2 separate regions of the Homo sapiens genome follow, and region 1 is linked to region 2. A link is a loop called in an ENCODE intact Hi-C map of the cell type or tissue named here. Cell type or tissue: K562. All regions are shown on one strand.

What was found. Hi-C counts contacts between places; a loop is a spot of excess contacts. Peaks named below come from ENCODE experiments on the same cell type or tissue, not always from the same donor. Only the 100,000 strongest peaks of a DNase experiment are listed, where the experiment ranks them.
Region 1: a loop joins it to region 2, with 2.9 times the contacts of the local background. A loop is called at or near these places in 4 of 110 quality-filtered maps.

The regions. Positions count from the first base shown.
Region 1 is chr13:28,054,875-28,062,874 of GRCh38, reverse strand. FLT3 (fms related receptor tyrosine kinase 3) reads left to right here. Exons shown (of 24, transcript NM_004119.3): 3 at 806-1,008; 4 at 5,413-5,528. Among named protein-coding and RNA genes, the nearest start is that of FLT3, 42 kb to the left of the region's middle. In K562, a CTCF peak has its summit at 3,461 (motif pointing left); a DNase peak (open chromatin) is centred at 3,434; H3K27me3 peaks cover 1,645 bases.
Region 2 is chr13:28,310,404-28,318,403 of GRCh38, reverse strand. FLT1 (fms related receptor tyrosine kinase 1) reads left to right here. Exons shown (of 30, transcript NM_002019.4): 25 at 807-906; 26 at 6,306-6,411; 27 at 6,672-6,814. It overlaps LOC124903141 (a long non-coding RNA gene), which reads right to left and starts at 5,643. Exons shown (of 3, transcript XR_007063736.1): 1 at 5,557-5,643; 2 at 4,624-4,797. In K562, a CTCF peak has its summit at 4,619 (motif pointing left); no DNase peak of the experiment used is centred here.

The DNA.
Region 1 (8,000 bases), 260 kb after region 2:
TTCTAAGGGCAGTGAGCAAGAATCTGCTCCAGGCCTCTCTCCTTGGTTGGAAGATGGCTGTCTTTCTGTTCACATGGTGTTCTTACTGTCTGTGTATCTGCCTTCAAATCTCCTCTTTTTTTTTTTTTTTTGAGACAGAGTTTCACTCTGTTGCCCAGTCTGGAGTGCAGTGGCGCGATCTCAGCTCGCTGCAACCGCTGCCTCCCATGTTCAAGCCATTCTCCTGCCTCAGCCTCCCGTGGAGCTGGGATTACAGGTGCCAACCACCACTTCCAGCTTATTTTTTGTATTTTTAGTAGACATAGGGTTTCACCATGTTGGCCAGGCTGGTCTTGAATTCCTGACTTCAAGTGATCTGCCTGCCTCCGCGTCCCAAAGTGCTAGGATTGCAGGTGTGAGCCACCGTGCCCTGCCTCCTCTTCTTATAAGGACACGAGTCATACTGGATTTAGGCCCACCCTAATGACCCATTTTAACTTGATTACCACTGTAAAGACCATCTCCAAATAAAGTTGCATTTGAGGGTTAGGACTTCAACATATGAACTTGCAGAGGTAGGGGGACACACGCCATGACAGTCCGTACAACATTTTAGAAATGCAGCCCAATGTTATTTATCTTTTCTTTAGAGAATTATAATTAATAGGACCTTCAGTCGGCAACGTGTTCTCAGTGGGTTCCAGCTTGTGTGGGTGTTGCGTGCAGTGTGTCAGCATGCATATGTTTGATAAAGTTTTGATGTGAAGAAGGGGAGGCCTTAGACCTGCAGTTTTCATGAATTCACTTTGTTCTATCTGCAACGTAGGTATCAGAATCCCCGGAAGACCTCGGGTGTGCGTTGAGACCCCAGAGCTCAGGGACAGTGTACGAAGCTGCCGCTGTGGAAGTGGATGTATCTGCTTCCATCACACTGCAAGTGCTGGTCGACGCCCCAGGGAACATTTCCTGTCTCTGGGTCTTTAAGCACAGCTCCCTGAATTGCCAGCCACATTTTGATTTACAAAACAGGTAAGTGGAGGAATACCTTCTTGACATAAAATGTGGTTCATTTGGAATTTTGTTTCAAGTTTCTGTTCATGTTTATTGTAAACCTTTTTTTTTTGTGAGTCAGGGTCTCTCTCTGTCACCCAGGCTGGAGTAGAGTGGCACAATCTTGTCTCACTGTAGCCTCGACCTTCCAAGCTCAAGTAATCCCCCCACCCCAGTCCTCCCAAGTAGCTGGGACTACAGGCGCGTGCCACCACACCCAGCTAATTTTTTAAATTTTTTCTAGGCACCATGGTTTTTCACCATGTTGCCAAGGCTGGTCTTGAGCTCCTGGGTTTAAGCGATCCACCCACCTCAGCCTTCAAAAGTACCGGGATTACAGGTGTGAGTCACTGCGCCTGGCCTCGGCCTGTTTTTTGTAACTCTTATCTTCAGTGAAATAATGAACTAAAAATACAGTTAGGGCATCAATACATGACATTATATATCTGTCAAATCTCATAGGATGTATAACACAAAAAATGAACCCTAATGCGAACTATCTCGCTCTGTCATCCAGGCTGGAGTGCAGTGGCCTGGTCTTGGCTCACTGAAACTTCTGTTTCCCAGGTTAAAGTAATTCTCCTGTCTTAGCCTCCTGAATATCGGGGATCACAGGCGCACACCACCACACCCAGCTAATTTTTGTATTTTTAGTAGAGATGGGGTTTCACCATGTTGGCCAGGCTGGCTTCGAACTCCTGACCTCAGATGATCCTCCCACCTCGGCCTCCCAAAGTACTGGAATTACAGGCATGAGCCACCGTGCCCGGCCCAAACTATGAACTTTAAAATTGGTTCATCAATTGTAACAAACATATCACACCTATACAAGATGTTAATAATAAGGGAAACTGTGTGTGGAGGGAAGGGCATATATGGCATCTTTCTGTGTCTTCTGCTCAATTTTCCTGTAAGTCTAAAACTCTCTAAAAAGTAAAGTTGGTTGGGTGCAGTGGCTCATGCCTGTAATCCCAGCACTTTGGGAGGCCGAGGTGGGAGGATCACCTGAGGTCAGGAGTTCGAGACCAGCCTGGACAACATGGTGAAACCCCATCTCTACTAAAAATAAAAAAATTAGCCTGGCATAGTGGTGCGGGCCTGTAATCACAGCTACTTGGGAGGCTGAGGCAGGAGAATAGCTTGAAGCCCAGAGGGGGATGTTCGGTGAGCCGATGTCACGCCACTGCACTCCAACCTGAGAGGCAAGAGTGAGACTCCGTCTCAAAAAAAAGAAAAAAAGAAACAAGTCTATTAAGTTAAACCTATACACACAGACACATATATAAGTATATAGAAAGCAGTGAGTGGCTGGCAAAATGTAAAACAAATAGTGAAAAGAATATCTAGGATTTTTTTTCCTTTTTCTTTTTTTTTTTTTTAAATATTTTTACCTTATTTACAATTAAGAATTTTTTTTTTTTTTTGAGGCAGAGTTTTGCTCTGTCTCCCAGGATGGAGTGCAGTGGCACGATCTCACCTCACTGCAACCTCTGCCTCCCAGCTGCAAGCAATTCTCGTGCCTCAGCCTCCTGAGTAGCTGGGATTACAAGCACCCACCACCATTCCTGGCTAATGTTTTTTGTTTTCATTTTTTTTTTTTTTTTTGTATTTTTAGTAGAGACAGGGTTTCATCATGTTGGCCAGTCTGATCTCAAACTCCTGACCTCAGGTGATCCACTCACCTCAGCCTCCCAAAGTGCTGGGATTACAGGCGTGAGCCACCGCACTGGGTCTATTTGGGATTTTTTAAGTGTCTTGTTTTTTAGTTGGATATCATGTTAAAGATAAAATTTAGAAAGTTTTCATTTCATTCTTGTTAGTGTAGCAAGAAATTTCTTTTTTAAATTTATTTATTTATTTATTTATTTATTTATTTATTTATTTATTGAGGCAGAGTCTTGCTCTATTGCCAGGCTGGAGTGCAGTGGCATGATCTTGGCTCACTGCAACCTCCTCCTCCTGGGTTCAAGCAATTCTCCTGCCTCAGCCTCCCGAGTAGCTGGGATTACAGGCACCTGCCACCACGCCCAGCTAATGTTTGTATTTTTAATAGCGGTGGGGTTTCACCATGTTGGACAAGATGGTCTCCGTCTTTTGACCTCTTGATCTGCCCACCTCGGCCTCCCAAAGTGCTGGGATTACAGGCATGAGCCACAGCATCCAGCCAAGAAATTCTTTAAAAAAAAATTTTTTTAAAGGAAATTTATTCTTGGGAAATGCTTGGGAAAAGAACATTTGATCTTATCTATTTTGTTTCACAATATGATAAGCAGAATTGCAATGTTATGTGCTATCTACAGATTATTTAGTAAGACATTGATCTGTCTGTGAGGAACATCGATCTCATCCAGAAAAATGTCTTAGCCAAGATGTGTGGGTAATGTCCTAACCCTGTATAGCTCTATGCTGATTGCTGCCCCCTGCTGTCCTTGTCCTCTTGCCGAAATGAGATGGGGCAAAGGACATAGGTCAATTAAATGCCCTCTTAACGCAGCCTTTCTTTTACATTCTTGTGGCTGTCCTGTTGTCCCTTAGGTGTAGAGAAGGCACGCGCTTTCCAGGAACTATGTAGTAAACAGTACCCAAATGGCCTGCAAGGGGTATCGGGCCCCTTGATAGGGTCTTGGAGAACGTCTCTGTGATCAACTTGTACCAGTTATTTGTATTTGTTTTTAAGGTCAAATACATTCTTCTCTTAAGTGATTTGCAGGACAGTGAGTATAGTTCTGAAGTTGAGTTCTAAATCTTGGAACGCATTCATTTTCCTTTCCTCTTTTGCGATTGTATTACTCACTTCTTGTTTTTTGGCTGCAAATGTGCTGGGATTACAGGCGTGAGCCACAGTGCCAGCCACATTTTTTCTTTTTATTGGGAAGGCATCTCAATATGTTGCCCAGGTTAGTCTTGAACTCATGGCCTCAAGTGATCCTCCTACCTCGCCTCCCAAACTTCTGCGACTGCAGACGTGGTGGCTCATGCCAGGCGAATGGTTCAGAGAAAAAAAGCATATCATCAAAATAGATCTGCAGAAGCAAATCAAGTATATATCCTGCTAATTGACTGTGTTTAAGAATGCAGGCCCATGTTCTATTGAACCTGCTTGCTGCTTTAAAGCAGGGCTTCTCGAATATAACCTGTATTTGGATTGCCTGGGGATCTTGTTTAAAATGCAGATTCTGATGAGTAGGTCTCAGTGGGACCTGAGATTCTACATCTTTGTCAACTCCCAGCTGATGCTAACACTGTTAGAGAAAGACTACACTTTGCACAGTTAAGGGTCTAAAGGTCAGAAAGTGTGAACTTATTTTATTATTTTATTTTATTTTATTTTTTGAGATGGAGTTTCAATCTTGTTGCCCAGGCTGGAGTGCAATGGCATGATCTTGGCTCACCGCAACCTCCGCCTCCCGGGTTCAAGCAATTCTCCTGCCTCAGCCTCCTGAGTAGCTGGGATTACAGGCATGCGCCACCCCACCCAGCTAATTTTGTATTTTTAGTAGACAGGGTTTCTCCATGTTGGTCAGGCTGGTCTTGAATTCCCGACCTCAGGTGATCCACCCACTTCAGCCTCCCAAAGTGCTGGGATTACAGGCATGAGCCACTGTACCTGGCCGTTTTTTTTTTTGTTTTTTTTTTTTAATTTTTAAAAAATAGAGGTAGGGTCTCACTATGTGGCCCAGGCTGGTCTTGACCTCCTGGGCTCAAGTGATCTGCCAGCCTTGGCCTCCCAAAGTTCTGGGATTACATGTGTGAGCCACTGCACCCAGCTTACTGTGCTTTTGTTGTTGTTTTTTCAGTTTTTTTTTGAGACGGAGTTTCACTCTTGTCACCCAGGCTGGAGTGCAGTGGTGCGACCTGAGCTTGCTGCAGCCTTTACCTCCTGGGTTCAAGCAATTCTCCTGCCTCAGTGTCCTGAGTAGCTGGGATTACAGGCGCCTGCGCCATTCTCAGCTAATTTTTGTATTTTTAATAGAGACAGGGTTTCACCATGTTGGCCAGGCTGGTCTCGAACTCCTGACCTCAGGTGATCTGCCTGCCTCGGCTTCCCAAAGTTCTGAGATTACAGGTATGAGCCACCGCACCCGGCCTCCTGTGTGTTTTTAGATGGGAGTTTTCGATCCTAGAAGCTCAGAGAAGGTGAGATGATGGCACCGGAATGGAGCTCTCCCACCCTCAAGGGGAGGACTGGTTAAAAGTCAGGGTTCAACGAGCAACGCCCAGGCTGAGTGCTGGGCACATGACAGAAGCTGTGTTCTCCACAGAGCGGCTTCCGTGCCAGTCGGGGAACGCTGGAGTACCAAACTGCCTTTTTAGTCACTATGAAATTTTGTTTTTAGTTTCACACATTTTCCAAAATAACTAGTTCTCTTTCCTGTTTTGCAGAGGAGTTGTTTCCATGGTCATTTTGAAAATGACAGAAACCCAAGCTGGAGAATACCTACTTTTTATTCAGAGTGAAGCTACCAATTACACAATATTGTTTACAGTGAGTATAAGAAGTAAGTCCAGCCTGCTACTAGTATTCCAGCCTGGAATACCACAATATTTCAAAGGAGTGGTTTAGAACCCGTTAGCTTGACCAGCTCCTCTAGACATATTCAGGTTTCCCTTGATACGTAGTTGGATTGATTAGATTCCTGTCAACCCTCTGTAGAACCTATAGAGAACTGAGAATCACTGATGAATCACTGATGTGTGCCGTGGGCTCTCAGAATGTGACTGCTGCTAAAAACGCCTGGGACGTCCTCTGTTCAGTAGCAGATGGCTGACAGGGAAGAAATGGAAAACATTTTGACCTTGGAATCAGAAGACCTCTGTTCTAATTCTGGTTCTGATACTACCACCTATGGCAGGTCACAATTTCTCTGAGCCCCGATTTCCTTATTGGTAAAATGAGGATAAAAATACGTACCTCACAGGATTGGAAGGTCTCAGCGTGATCCAATAGAACTTTCTGAGATGATGAAAATGATCTTGTCTGTTCTTTCCAATACAGTAGCCACTGGCCACATGGGGCTGTTGAACACTTGAAAGGTGGCTAAGGTGACTGAGGAACTAAAGTTTTAATTTTATTTAATTTTAATTTGTTAAAATTGGAATGTAAATAGCCCCATGCAGCTAGGGGCTACTGTGTTGGACAGCGCGGGCCCACATGCGTGCTAGACCATATGCAAACTGTAAGGAACGGTCCAGATGTTCTGACCAAGGGAGGCAGCTGTGCAGTTGGCAGAGGCACCACCTGCGTGTGCTTTCTGGCTTCTCCTTGTTTCGTCCCCATCATGCACAGACTCCGTGCTATGCACACTGAACTTGCTGCTTCGCCTTCCATGACCAAGAAGGACTAAAGGTGTCTGCATTCACTTAGGTCCTCGTGCCTTTAGGGGCCAGTGCAGTGCTCCAAAAACCCTGGGTTAATATCACTTGAAATTAGGTCCCCCCGACACATTGACACAACTTGCCAGGCTCCCCTCTTCCTTGTCAGTGACTAAATGTCCGGCCCACAGAGGTGCCCTGGGTCAGGAGTAACCACAACTGCCCTTTGCTGAAGATCTTCTGCCTGTTTCATCTCAGATGCTCACAGCGATCCTGCATGCATGTAGATGAGAAAACAGCCCCTCTGAGAGGTGTGGTGGTGGGCACAGCTGGAGGCTTTCTGCACCACACTGCCCTGGGTCTTGTGTGAGAATGTGTGGGTCTTGCTGTCAAAGCTACTAACAGAAGAGAGCACGCAAGAGTCCCAGAAGCATCATCTTACTGGGGTTGGGGGTGGAGTAAGGTTCTAAAGTCAGCCTGTAAGGTATACATGAGCTAAAGTCAAAATTACCCAAAATTTATTCTGGAAAGTCCTTTAATTACTCTGAAAATGATAGGACCAGAGCCCTACAAGCTCCAAAGCCGAGAATCACCTTATGTTGCTCTTTAATGTCGGTCATGTTCCCTGCCCCCTTTCTAGTCCCTCACCGCCTCTGTGGGACAGTAAATACGTGCCCCAGGTTGGATGAAGCTAGGACGTTTCTTGTTCTCTACTTCTCTTCCTCTTTCTCCTTTTTTCTCTCCTTTTAAAATTTTCTTGCCAAGTATAAACAGTTGTATAAGGTAAGTGGGCATCTGCTGTGTCTCTGTTATACTTAGGGTATATTCCTTTCACTTAAGATTTACAATGTAAAAATGTAACAACAGTTATTCAGGTAAATTATAACTTATTTTTAGCATTCTGCAAGGTGGTGGGATCCAAAAAATAGGTGGGAGAGATGTGGCAACAGTCAGTGTGAAAAAGAGGAAAGGGTTTAGTCAACCACAAGCTCAGTATTAACCACCAGCGTGGCATGGTTGCCAAAAAAGTAAATTTGAACCTTGGCAGTGTTCATGAAAATATAACGTCTAAATTAAGGAAATTAATAGAAGCTTATTCATTTCAGTTCTACTTTTTTAAAGATGAATACTGACAAAATGAGCAACCAGGATAGTGGAAAACTTGGAATTCTTTAAATTAGGAGCAGTTGAAGGAATTGGGAATGTGTAGTATATAGAAGGAAATGTTTTGAGGAGACGATAAGATTGATTGCAGTGTAATGCAGAGGAAATTCTTTTGGGATTTGAGTCAGGAAACCTGAGCTAACTAGTTAAAGTACCTTGTATGGTAATTATCTCCCTTGATCTCGGTTTCTGATTTTAAATATTTGAAAGATTTTCATATGGAATCAAAGCTAGACTTTAAAAAAGTTGCTCTAGAGGATATGATAAGAACCAATTGTTAGAAATTACAGGGAGAAAAAGTAAAAATCACCTCAAGATGGGAAAAAATACTTGCAGTTCACAATCAACAAAGGATTAATAGTCATAATATGTAAAGTCAATAAGATAAACAATCTATATAAGTCAATAAGTCAATAAGAAAAACGAACAAAATGAAAACCTAGTAGAGCAATGAACAAAGGACATGAGTAGGCATTTCATTTTTGGAACATGAA
Region 2 (8,000 bases):
AATCCTGGGCAGTAAAGCTGGCAGAAGGCAAAGCCTAGGCCTCTCTGGCGCCCTTAGGTCTGCAGACTCCTGGCCACGGGCAGCCCCCACCCCATTCCACTCCATTCAGCCCAGCCCTGGAGCGCAAAGCCCCCCTTCCCTCAGGCCTGTCACAACTCCTAGAGCCCTGGTACTATAGGAAGGTTGCAAGAAAGTGAATTAAAGTCATTCCCACTCAAGTGTGAATGATTCCTATGTAGCCTATCCCAAGTCTATTGGCTTTTTAAAAAGAAGCCCAAGCCAAGTGTGGTGATGGTGAGCACCTGGAGTCCCAGCTGCTCGGGAGGCTGAGGTGGGAGGATTGCTTGAGCCCAGGAGTTCGAGGCTGCAGTGAGCTAAGATCATGCCACCACACTCCAGCCTGGTGACAGAGGGAGACCCGTCTCTTCAAAAAAAACAAAAGCTCACTAACCCAAAGGATGAGTCTCTAATGATGGGACTTCTTTAGTTACTTGTGGGGAGAAGGCAAGGACCCTTCAGACGACACCCCTTCCTCTGACCACACAGGCAGAAGTAGCCATAGGAATAGCCTGTGAGCACCAGGTGCCCCGCACCATGTGACCACCCAACCAAGCGGGTGTCCTTAGCAAGGATTTGCTGAGCTTCTCTGTGTGTTGTACGGTATGTTGAGATCTGTTGTAATCCCTGGGAATTTATTACTAAAACGTAGCTTTAAAGGGAGGAAAGAAACACTGAATTGTCCCCTCTTGGTCTTTTGTACCCTTAAGCCATAACAGGCCCTGTGTTTTCCACATTGTCTCCCGCAGGTGGGTCTCCATACCCAGGAGTACAAATGGATGAGGACTTTTGCAGTCGCCTGAGGGAAGGCATGAGGATGAGAGCTCCTGAGTACTCTACTCCTGAAATGTGAGCCCTTGGTGCCCTCTGCTCCCCATCTGACAGCTCGCTTTTCACCAGGGCATTCCTGAGAGGGGATGTTTTATGGATTCTTAGAGTCCCAGTCTTGGAAGATGCCAAGGTTCTTCTTTCCTTTAGAGATGCTCCCCTCAGCCCATCAGGCCCAGATATGCTGGGAGTGTTTTCTTGCAGTGGGGCACGTGGCCCTTGACCCATCCCTACCTATTTCCTGTCCTGACCACTGACATGACTTTTCAAGGGCTCTAGCTGGGAACTGAAGTTAGAAATTCAGTTTCTAGGTATGAATCCAGGCAAAACAAACAGACCACCCAGGAACTGAATGCAAGACCTTGGCCTCACTCACGGAGTGGGAGCCAAACAGGCCTAGCAGCCCCAGGGATGGAGGGCTAGACCTTGGTCTTGTGACCAGTCCTGTGTCTGCACAGAACACCCGTGAGGGGGTTGATGTGGTCTGCAGAACAGGTCTTGGAGAGGAAAAGGGGAACTTCCTGATGTCATGATTATGCTTCACAGAAGGCTTTGTGGGCAATACAACTTCTTTAGAATCCTTTGGGAGGAATAGGGGCCGGGCGCAGTGGCTCACATGTGTAATCCCAGCACTTTGGGAGGCAGAGGCGGGCGGATCACTTGAGGTCAGGAGTTCGAGACTAGCCTGGCCGACATGGTGAAACCCCGTCTCTACTAAAAATACAAAAGTTAGCCGGGCCTGGTGGCAGCTACTTGGGAGGCTGAGGCATGAGAATCACTTGAGCCTATGAAGCGGAGATTGCAGTGAGCCAAGATCACGCCACTGCACTCCAACCTGGGTGACAGAGTGAGATTATGTCTCAAAAAAAAAAAAAAAAAAGAACCTTTTAGGAATAGGCCCAGCAGCTGTCTGAAGCTGCCTGGTCAGATGGCTTTTCGGGTGTCCATGTGAGGCTTTCTCCACTGTGCAAATTGCACTTGCTTGCCTGTCTTGGACACTTTTTTTCCTGGGGCTTTGTGGATGTTTTGCACTTTGAGGCCTGAGCAGGAATGTGATGACACTTGCACTTTTGTGGAGCTGCTGACAAGGACTTGGGCCTCCCTGAGGCGGCACCACCTTTCCTGAACTGGCAGGGGCCCTCCCATTCCACCCACACAATGGGGTCCTGTCAGAAGCCCTGGCTGGCCTTTCAGAAGGAATCAGAGGGAATGCAGGAAGTGTGGGCTTGGCCAAAGGGCAAAGTCACTGTCTCTTTCCTTCATCATCTCGGGGTAAGGGTAGGTCAGACCCAGGATGGGGAACTGGACGAGGTGGACAGGAGACTCAGGCCCAACAGCAGGGCTGGGGAGCTCTGCCTGAGCGTAGGGAAGCGGGAGGGGACCTGTTCTTGTCACTGGTGCGTGGTGTCCTCATCAGAAAAGTACAGGGAGCTGAGGCAAGGCCTGTTTCTGAGAGCTGGGGATAGAGCTAGATGATTAACTTTATGATTTTCTAAGTGTTTTCCCACACATAGTCTCATTTGAAGTTCCCAGAGACCTTGAGGGGTGGTCAGGGCAGCTATTGTAATCTGAATTTAGCAAGTAATGAAACTGAGATGCCGAGAACTGAAGCAATGTGCCGTCTGTCAGCTGAGAAGCAAAGGAGACATTTAGAACCCAAGCCTCTGGACTGATGTCCCTAGACCACGGCTGATGAATTAGGAACAGACCCCACGTTCCTCAGTAGAAATGCTTCTCTGATATGGCCACTCATGCTTTGAATTAAATATGTCCTTCCAATCTTCATATAGTCTGAAAATCTCGAGAAAGTTCTCAATTACACTAATAGTTGTTATTATTAAATAACAATATTTTTACATCAAAATAAATGCAAAACAGTATGAAATTAAGTTTTATTTTTACTTCCATATAAATTCTAAATAGTATGAAATTAGTTTAGTTGGGTTTTTTTGTTTGTTTTTTTGAGATAGTGTCTCGCTCTGTTGTCCAGGCTAGAGTGCAGTGGCGTGATCTCAGCTCACTGCAACCTCCACCTCCTGAGTTCAAGTCATTCTTTTTCCTCAGCCTACTGAGTTGCTGGGACTACAGGCATGTGCCACCACGCCTGGCTAATTTTTATATTTTTTTGTAGAGATGGGGTTTCTCCATGTTGGCCAGGCTGGTCTCGAACTCCTGAGCTCAAGTGATCCACTGGCCTTGGCCTCCCAAAGTGTTGGGATTACAGGCGTGAGCCTCCATGCCTGGCCTGAAATTAGTTTTTATTATAACAGTATTGAATAGTACTGATTAAATAGTTATTTGGTGCTTATAAGTGCCACTATTTTAAGCATTAATTTATTTAATGCTCATAACAGTCCTATAAAGTAGGACTACCATGATCCCCATTTCACAGATGAGAAAACAGGCACCGCACATGTAAGTGATTTGCTCAAGCCTGCGTTGGTAATAAGCGAATTCAGCTTGAGTCCAGAGTCCACAGCACCATCCTACACTGCTGCAGAGTGTGTTTCCCATTCATACCCAGGCTGTGGTCGCAAATAACTCAGAGGTACAAAGTCACATCAGCTTTGGACCAAAAACTGCTTTGGACTTTCTCAAACCTTCAAGTCTTTACATAAACCTCGCTCAGGTAGCTCCCGTGCCTCAGGTGACCTAGAGAGAGTGGTATGGTTCCTTAATTCTGAGGAGGGAGAGATTTTAGAAATTTTAAAAAGTAAGAAGCTCTGTGAAATATTTCCTCAGAAGGCCAGACTTCAAACCTTCAGCCATTTTCTCCAGCATGTGAAAGCTGATGGAGTAATTTCCTTCTTGTTTGTTCTAACAGTAGGAAGGGCTGGGTGAGGACCAAGTGCAGCTTCTCAGAACTGGGATTCTGTGATCTGAACTTGGCCTAAAGCGGTGTGTATTTGGGAACTTGGGTGATAGCTTGGAAAGAAAACTTTCTGGGGGCCCCTCATCCCCAGCTTGGATGCAAGCTAATGTCTCATAACTTTACTAAACCCATTTACTTAGTGGTACAAAATCTTGTAACATTGAGTTGTTGGTTCCTGGCCCAGATACTGTTGAATCAGATGTCTTTCAATAAGGGAATAAGCAATGAATTTTTTTATTTTTTTTTTCTTTTCATTTGATGTTTGCTGAGATGATTTGCATTGGATTTTAGGCAAGAAGAGTGGAAACTAGAAATCGGAATCCAAGAGTCAAAAGTAACAAACAGCAAGTGGTTGTAGATGGTTCCGTTTACGAGTGTCAGCAGGGAAACTAGGGAGTGTCCTGCTCAGGATGGTGCATCTCCCAGACAGCAGCTTGATCCTGTGGGGAGACGATGGTGCAGGAGGAGACGAGCCCAGAGCCTCTGCCTGAAGGCCTCTCTTTGGAGCCCAGCCTCAACCTCCCAGGCTCAAGTGATCCTCCCGCCTCAGCCTCCTGTACTACAGGGACTACAGGCATGCATCACCATGCTTGACTAATTCTTGTATTTTTTTGTGGAGATAAAGTCTCACTATGTTGTCCAGGACGATCTTGAACTCCTGACCTCAAACGATTGTCCCACCATGGCCTCCCAAAGCATTGGGACTACAGGTGTGAGCCACCACACCCGGATTCTTCTTTTTTTTTTTTTTTTTTTTTACCTCCCTGTATTCTTACTGCCTTTGGCAGCCACCTCATATACTTTGAAACAAAATAGAAATATACTTAAGAGATATCTGGAGCCATTGGCGCCCCCTAAAGGCATACCTCTAAGAAGTGTCAGAGGGAGGATATGAACTAGGGTTTCTCAGGTTTTTTCCCCAGCAACCGCCATCTCCCAGCACAAGTAATGTCTGCAGTACAGCTGAAGAATTCACAGAAGGAGCAGAGTTATCTCTTCCCGGAGACCAGTCTGACTTCTTTTAGCAGATATTTATTGCCCTGTGGTAGGCGAGAGGTGTGGAAATGAGGCCCAGCCCACATAGTGCTTACAGCCCAATTCCCACCCAGAGCCAAATTCGGAGCCCATTCAGGTTTGAGTGTAAGTCAGAGTCCCTTCTCATCCAGACCATCTTCTGAGAGAAGAGTTAACATATAATAAACATCCCTTGAAGAGCACAAGGTTCAAGAAGAATCAATTCTTAATGCAGTGTGTGTATGGACCTCTGGCCTGTGTTTTTCAGAGAGGGCGGTAGGTACAGACCTCGATTCCGTGCAGACATGACCAAGAGAGGAGCCTGATACCTTTACATCTAAAATGTAAAGAAGAGGCCGGGCGCAGTGGCTCACGCCTGTAATCCCAGAACTTTGGGAGGCCGAGGCTGGTGAATCAATTGAGGCCAGGAGTTCGAGACCAGCCTGGAAAACATGATAAAACCCCATCTCTACTAAAAATACAAAAATTAACCAGGTGTGGTGGTGGGTGCCTGTGATCCCAGCTACTCAGGAGGCTAAGGCAGGAGGATCGCTTGAACCTGGGAGCCGGAGGTTGCAGTAAGCTGAGATCATGGCACTGCACTCCAGCCTGGATGACAGAGTGAGACTCTGCATCAAAATAAAAATAAAAATAAAAATAAAAATAAAAATAAAAATAAAATGTAAGAGAAGAATCACAGAGGAGTCTGTTGACATTGGAATCCCAGGACAAGATTTGACCTCTGTGCTATTAAGACAAATGTTTTCATTATCCAGGAGCCCAACCTGTGCTGTGTGCCTTGAGTGGTGGGAGGCCAGTTTGTAACAGCGGCTTTGCAGTGCTGGGGGAGAATGATCAGCTACACACAGGAACCTTGCTCACAGCCCCGGAAACTCCACACTGTGGGCTTCACCTTCTGGAAGTGACAAAGTCATGTACGCAGGACCTTCCCCACCAGTCTCCACTGCTGAGCCCATAAAGGGAGGTGTGAGGACTTGGAAATGCCACATGCTTTTTAAGAAGCCAGCTCAAACCAACCTTTGTTACAACTCGAGAATGAAATAAGTACTACAAACTATTCAGCCATTGATATTTATGGCTGTATGACTTTTTTTTTTTTTAACTTTAAGGACATCGTCCTACTTCTGTAAGTGTGGGGAGGAGTACTCCACTTCACATTGAACTGCAGTGAGCGGTGGGGTTTCCTTTCCGAATTGCTGTGTTTCATTCACAGAACTCAGACCTTCCATCTGCAGAGGCCACAGGCACAACAAAGAACCTGGGTATCCATGAGCTCTGGTGGGTTGGTTAGTCTGCCTTGGTAGACGTGTTTTCCACTGACCACAGGACCTGGCCCAGACAGCCTTTTAAGTGCTGGTGCTATAAACCCAAACCTAAAAATGAAGCAGGGTCACATAGTACAGAAAGCTTGGGCTTTATGCGGATGATGACAGCCCTCCCTTTGTAGTACGTAAGGCAATGCATAGGATGATCACTGCTCTCCAACTATTTCTGTTGCTGTTTTCCCCACCAGCTATCAGATCATGCTGGACTGCTGGCACAGAGACCCAAAAGAAAGGCCAAGATTTGCAGAACTTGTGGAAAAACTAGGTGATTTGCTTCAAGCAAATGTACAACAGGTAAAACTAAATTTATTTACATCAAAATGCCTTTGAATGTACGTCAGGGGGGCATTTTATTTGTTTTTTTTTTAAGAGCTATTAATATAATAGCTGAGATCAGAAGTTTAAAAAAAGGGTGTGTGTGTGTGTATACAGAATTATCTTCTCAAAACACAACCAAGATTGTGCAAATGACATAGTCAAAGTTGACATAATGGTTCATAGAAATTGTTGAAGTCAGAATTGGTGCAACGAGAGCTCTACCTTTGGTATTTTAGGATGGTAAAGACTACATCCCAATCAATGCCATACTGACAGGAAATAGTGGGTTTACATACTCAACTCCTGCCTTCTCTGAGGACTTCTTCAAGGAAAGTATTTCAGCTCCGAAGTTTAATTCAGGAAGCTCTGATGATGTCAGGTAAGATTTCTTTCTCAAACTTTATATCACAGAATTTTCCAACAAAAAAAAGAAGGAAAGAAAGACGAAAGAGAAAGAAAGACGAAAGAGAGAAAGAAAGAGAGAAAGAAAGAAAGAGAGAAAGAAAGAAAGAAAGATTATGTTGATCACCACCCATATGCCCATCCCCTAAATTCAACTGTTAACATTTTGCCCTATTTTGTCTATTATACTCTCTATGATTGTGTTTGTTACGGATTTTTCTTTTTGCCAAACCATTTAAAAGGAGGCTTAAGGCATAATAGCACTTTACTCCTAAATACTTTAGTATACATTTTGGAAGAAGGCTATTGTTGCTGGGCACAGTGGCTCGTGCCTGTAATCGCAGCACTTTGGGAGACTGAGGTGGGAGGATCACTTGAGCCTAGGAGTTCAAAATCTGCCTCGGCAACATAGAGAGACCTCATCTTACTAAAAATTTAAAAATTAGCCGGGTGTGGTGGTGGGCACCTGTAGTCCCAGCTACTCAGGAGGCTGAGGTTGGAGGATCACTTGAGCCCAGGAGATGGAGGCTGCAGTGGGCTATGATTATGTGACTGCACTCAAAGAAGGACATTCTCCTGTGTAAACCACACCAAAATTATCGCACCAAATAAATTCCTTAATGCCATCTAATAGTCAGATTTCCATAATTCCACCCAAGTGTCTTTACATGTTTTTTTTAAAAGCAGGATCCAATTAAGAATAACAGATTACATTTTCTTAAGTTTCTTGTCTATCTTATTCTAGAACCTTCCCCCATCTTTTCTTTTCCCCATTACATTGAATTTTTTGGTGAAACCTTAGATAAAACTAAACAAACAAAGCGAGCTGTGTTTTCATTTGTTTTGCTTTGTTTTGACCTAACAAACGCATCTATCCCGTATTACTGCAGAGGGAATTGGAGAAGGGGCAAGGCAAGGGAACAAATATGTACTGTGGCCACTGCTGGCCCGGGGACTGCACTTCAGGACTGATAGTTAGGCGTGCACGAAACCTGGGCAGGGATGACGGTTACACAGACAAGTGCTGGGTCTGGCAAGGTGCTAGGCTTTTTCCATGTATCAACTCCTCTTACGCCCAGAGCAGTCTTGGGAAGAACATATCATTCCCGTTACACAAATGGGGACCTTAAGGCTCCCAGAAGGAAGGCTTGCCGAAACTGTGT